Linked DNA regions of Homo sapiens: region 1 is linked to region 2. A link is a loop called in an ENCODE intact Hi-C map of the cell type or tissue named here. Cell type or tissue: PC-9. All regions are shown on one strand. Links, peaks and the distances in the headings refer to the core of each region. The heading gives the core; the rest is flanking DNA. Region 1 overlaps MAP4K3-DT (MAP4K3 divergent transcript). Region 2 has its middle 23 kb from the start of TMEM178A.

Region 1 (2,927 bases), core at 204-2,703, 71 kb after region 2:
CAAATGACTCTCCCCTCTTCCATGCTTTCATAACTATACACAGTTGTCTCTCAGTTTTCATGGGGAATTGGTTCCAGGACCCCCTGCCCATACCAAAATCCATGGATGCTCAAGTTCCTTTTATAAAATACAGCAGTGTCAGAGGTGTTTGAACCAGAGCTACTCCATCTTGAATAGGGGCTGGGTAAAATAAGGCTGAGACCTACTGGGCTGCATGCCCAGTAGGTTAGACATTCTAAGGCACAGGATGAGATAGGATGTCGGCACAAGACACACGTCACAAACACCTTACTGCTAAAACAGGAAAATAGATTGCGGTAAAGAAGCTGGCCAAAACCCACCAAAACCAAGATGGTGATGAAAGTGACTTCTGGTTGTCCTCACTGTTCATTATATGCTAATTATAATACATTAGCATGCTAAAAGACACTTCCACCAGCTCCATGACAATTTACAGATGCCCTGGCAATGTCCAGAAGTTACCCTATATGATCTAAAAAGGGCAGGAACCCTCAGTTCTGGGAACTGCCCACCCCTTTCCCGGAAAACTCATGAATAATCCATCCATTGTTTAGCATATAATCAAGAAATAACTATAAGTATAATAAGCGAGCAGCCCAAGCCACTGTTCTGTCTTTGGAGTAGCCATTCTTTTATTCCTTTACTTTCTTAATAAACTTGTTTTCACTTTACTCTATGGATTCGCCCTGAATTCTTTTTTGCACGAGGTCCAAGAACCCTCTCTTGGCGTCTGAATCAGGACCCCTTCCCGATAACAGTAGTATTTGCATATAACCTACACACCTCTTCTCGTATACTTTGAATCATCTCTAGATTCCTTATAATAGCTAATACAATGTAAATGCTATGTAAATAATTGCTATCCTGTATTGTTTAGGGAATAAGGACAAGGAAAAAGTCTGTACATGTTCAGTACAGATGCAACCAACCATTTTTTCCCCAAATATTTTGGACCAACAGTTGATTGAATCCACGGATGTGGAATCCCATGGTTGTGGAACCCACAGATGTGGAGGGTTGACTATACCTGTATCTAGGTATAATGTTTAGGTCCTTCTGCTTTGCTTTTTAATTTTTTGTCTCACACAGAATTTTATGTTTCTTTAGGACTGTGACCCACATTACATATGTCTCTCCCTTTCTCAATACACAGGCAAACACAGCACACATGAGGCTTTGCACATAGTAAACACACAGTAAATATTAATTGACATATAATAACAGCCATAATTCAGTCATTCAATAAGCATCTATTAAGTATTTCTATGTGACAGGATTGTGCCAGACCCTGAAATTGGAAGTGGATAACAAGAATAAATAGGACACAGTTTAATGAAGGAGACAGCCATGCCAATAACATTACAATACATTGTGATAAATGCTCTGATAAAAATATGCAAAGTAGTGTGGGAGCACAGGGGAGGGAGAAACTAACTTTGCCGGGGGAGTTCAGACAGGCTGCACAGAAAAGGCAAGCTCCAACCTTCAATTTAAAGGATGACAAGACTCACCAGGTAGCACGGGTGTGGTGGGTGTGGAAGGCCTTAAAACAAAAGGGAGTCATTTCCAAAAAGCCACAGAGATGTAAAAAGAATGATGAGGGGCAGGGCTACAATCGGAGCATTGGCATGCAGTGGTGAGTACAGGGAGATAAGGCTGGAGAGAGAGGGAGCCAGACTGCAAAATGTTTTAAATGCCAGGCTGAGGAGCTTCACCTTGACCCAGCAGGCAGGAGATCCATCTCAGGTTTTGCAACAGGAGAGAAAGTAGGTCAGACCTGGATTTGAGAATGATCATACTGGTGGCTGGCAGCTCAATTGGCCACAGCATTCGGCCCTTGTTTCTATATTCTGCCCCTGGCACTGGTGTTTCACTGCTCTCTGGAGAATTTCAAGCAAAGAATGATGAGTTCCCAGGAACAGTTAATTCCCTTTACCGCTTCAGACCAAAGCAACCACATTCTCAGAATATAAATTTACTTTTGCATACTTTCACGTAGGCAATCACAGTAAAAATAAATGCTGTTAATTAGTGTTGGTCTTAAAGACTAACAGCATTTAATTTCTCCCTTCATGAAATAGTATTGTTTTTATAAGGAGTCAGAGAGGAAGAGAATGGGGGCAAGCAAAATATATGAATAAAGCAATCACGGTAGTTTAATTAAGTGAAAGTCTGCCAGCTGCTGGGAATAAGACCCCACAGCCTTATTTTGTTTGTATTTCAAATTATTCTTTCTAAAAAAAGAGAAGAATCGTGTCTAGTAGTAATCCTTCTACACCCTTTACACACACACACAAACTTTTAGGCAATCCAGATCTAAATGGAATTGTTTTTCAGGCCAACAGTGAGAAGCAGTGGGATCAGCTGGTAGTGACCCTCTGAACCTTGCTAACAGCACCTAAAGTACTTTACAGATCTTGCAGGGAGTGTGGAGAATGTCCTCAAGTTACCCAAAATGGAAAGAGAGGTGTAGGGGATGGAGAATGCTCTAACGCTCAATCTGGTTCTACCACCCTTTAGCTAGTCCTATAGAACAGGGAGGGGCCCTTCTATAAACTAAGAACACTAATTTCTCAGATACCATGCTCTGTTTTTCAGGACCATGATCTTTAGCAGACCAGGATGCAAAAATCTCATTCCAAATAGCTGCTGTTTCCTTTTTCCAGTGCTTTGAGGGGGAAACAATTAGCCTGTTCATTTCAACTGTTGACTTATCTCTAGCCAGTGGGCGCAGCAGTTCAAGTTTGGATTTGGAAGTCAGACCTCCTAGGTTCTGATCTTTGATCCATAAGCTTCTCTGTGATTTGGGGCAAATTATGTAACCTTTCTTGGCCTGAGTCCCCCATCTGTAGATGAAAGTAAAGGAAGCATCTACATCAAAAGTTGTGAAGATGAAATTAAACAAT
Region 2 (2,927 bases), core at 116-2,615:
AACAAAACAAAAAACAAAGTGCTGGTCCTTCTTTTACCTGGTCTAACTCCACTTTCCAAAGGTAACACTGTAACCCTGGTTCACACACATGGTTTTTTAAAACACAGAAATGAGATTTTATATATACACACACACATATACATATATATGCCATTTGATGTTTTCCTTAGCAATCTGTGATGGGCATTTTTATCCATATAAAGCTGCCTGGCTGTTTTTCACAGCTACATAATACTCCATTGCAAAAATGTATCATAATTCATCACTTCCCCATCTTTTTGACACTAGGTACCAGTTTTGTGGAAGACAATTTTTACACAGGACAGGGGGCGGGGGTTCAGGATGATTCAAACACATTACATTTATTGTGCACTTTATTTCTATCATTATTTCATACTCACCATAACGTAGAATCAGTGGGAGTCCTGAGCTTGTTTTCCTGCAACTAGACGGTACCATCTGGAGGTGATGGGAGACAGTGACAGATCATTAGGCATTATTAGATTCTCATAAGGAGCGTGCAACCTAGATCCCTTGCGTGTGCAGTTCACAATAGGGTTCACGCTCCTATGAGAATCTAATGCCTGCCGCTGATCTGAGCTCAGGCGGTAATGCTGGCCTGCCGCAGGTCACTTCCTACTCTATGGACAGTTCCTAACAGGCCACGGACCAGTACTGGTCCATGGCCTGGGGGTTGGGGACCCCTGTCATAATTTATGACCCCCTCCGATTTATGTTGTTTCCAATTTGTCTTTATTTATTTATTTATTTATTTATTTGAGGCAGGGTCTCACTTTGTCACCCAGGCTGGAGTGCAGTGGCTTGATCATGGCTCACTGCAGCCTCAACCACCTGGGCTCAGGTGATCCTCCCACCTCAGCCTCCCCAGTAGCTGGAACCACAGGTGTGCACCACCATGTCTGGCTAATTTCTGTATTTTTTGTGGAGATGGGGTTTTGCCATGTTGCCCAGGCTGGTCTAAAACTGGGCTCAACTGACCCACCTGCCTCAGCCTCCCAAAGTGCTGGAATTACAGACGTGAGCCACCGCACCCAGCCAATTTGTCATTCTTCTATACCATGCTGTAATTAACTTCTTTGTATGTGTGTATTTGTGGACACTTGAGTATTTCTGTGGAACTGATTTTAGAAGTCAAAGAGTAAACACCTGCGAGAGAGCTCAGAGAACCCAGACTTTGGTGTTTTCACTTTAAGTAACTGTTCTGATTTTCATCATTCTTTTGTCACCAACTATGCCTCTATGCAGACAATCGCACACAAATCCAAGACAGATACAGTATAGATCGTGCAGTTAGGAATGGCACTAGAATAGAACCCATTGTGTGGGTTGGGGAGGGGTTATCTGGCATGCTCTGCAGGGTGACTCAGCCCTCACATCCATTGCCTCTAACCCTGCCAAAATCTGCATTCCTGCTGACAAGCCGCATCTGTGTGTACAATGAAACTTTTGACCCCACCAGCCTAGGGTTGCTTTAAATATACCAGCGAGGTCATGTCACAGTTAGTGTGCATTCATAAATGACTTTGTAATGAATAAAAACAAGAGAAGCTCAAACTTCCACTCTGCAAATATGTCAGACTCAGTCTCCATTTGGAACCAGGGAACATCAATCTCTCACCAGCCAGGCAAGGTTCTGCCCAGCGGGCTGCTCACCACTCTAGCATCTCTCAGCTCCCACAGTCCCAGCCCATGCATCTGAATTCCACCTCCTGGGAAAATGCTGGAACAAATCCCAACTTTCAGAGTTGTCTTTAGCTTCGAGAAAATATTTTCAGGGATCTAGTTGTATTTACTGAACATTCATGGACCAATTCCTAATGTGTCTAATTTTTTAGACCAACTATAATTCACCTGTTACATTTGGGCTTTTGGCTGTGCTATAATTTTCCTAAATTGAAATATTTCTTATGCTCAAAGATCTCCCTGGTGTTCAAAAGCAAAATTGGTTTCCTATAAAAACTTGTCGTCACTGTCATTAATTAACAGAAAGCAGAATGCCTCTGTGTGTTTACCTTCACAAAGTGTATCCATGCAATGCATTTCTTTCCCAGAGGCATAGTTTATTCCTATATACCAGAAATTAAGAGTGCATTAAAAAAATGCATGTCTTTCACCAGCAGGGAAGTTTTGAGAAGGAGACTACTGTATTTCATGAAAGGACACCAGACACAGGGGTGTGAAAATTAAATAGAGCCTCTCTCTATGAGAAAGTAAATTATGTTATATTGTTCACTTTATCTGAGACTACTTTTCTGTGGTTTGATCCAATTTGCCAAAGAATATATGGGCTGATCATTCAACCAGTTATTAGCTATTCATTGGCCAGCTTTGTGGTTGTTTGACTTGGTAGTAATTCAAGGTAGAACATGTGTATGTTTGTGTGTGTGTGTGTGTGTGTGTGTGTGTGAGATTTTATCACTAGTTGTAAATTCAAGGATTCATAGAAAGAGTTTAAAGTTAGAATTCTTTTAAAATGTGATATAAATATATATATGTGTGTGTGCGTATATATATATATATTCCATTGTGTGTGTATACATACATAAAGGAATATTATTCAACCATAAAAAGAAGTAAATTTGCAACAACATGAATGGACCTGGGAAACATTATGCTAAGTGAAATAAGCCAGATGCAGAAAGACAAATACTGCAAGCGCCCACCTGCATGTGGAATCTAAAATAAAACTCACAGAACCAGAGAGTAAAATGGTGATTGCCAAGGGCACAGGGTGAGGGAAGGAGGAGGAAATAGGGAGATGTTTGTCAAAGGGTATAAAGTTTCAGTTAGGTAAGATGAATGGGTCCTGGGGATCTAATGTACATCATGATGTCTGTGTTTAATACTGTAGTGTACACTTTAAATTTGCTAAAATGGTAGATCTTAAGTGTTCTTACCACAAATAA

The links. Peaks named below come from ENCODE experiments on the same cell type or tissue, not always from the same donor. Only the 100,000 strongest peaks of a DNase experiment are listed, where the experiment ranks them.
Region 1: a loop joins it to region 2, with 7 times the contacts of the local background. A loop is called at or near these places in 1 of 110 quality-filtered maps.

Annotation. Positions count from the first base shown.
Region 1 is chr2:39,570,237-39,573,163 of GRCh38, reverse strand. The region is part of intron 5 of MAP4K3-DT (MAP4K3 divergent transcript); the gene reads right to left. Among named protein-coding and RNA genes, the nearest start is that of TMEM178A, 94 kb to the left of the region's middle. In PC-9, for the core only: no CTCF peak of the experiment used is centred there; a DNase peak (open chromatin) is centred at 1,653.
Region 2 is chr2:39,641,004-39,643,930 of GRCh38, reverse strand. No RefSeq gene overlaps it. Among named protein-coding and RNA genes, the nearest start is that of TMEM178A, 23 kb to the left of the region's middle. In PC-9, for the core only: no CTCF peak of the experiment used is centred there; a DNase peak (open chromatin) is centred at 1,390.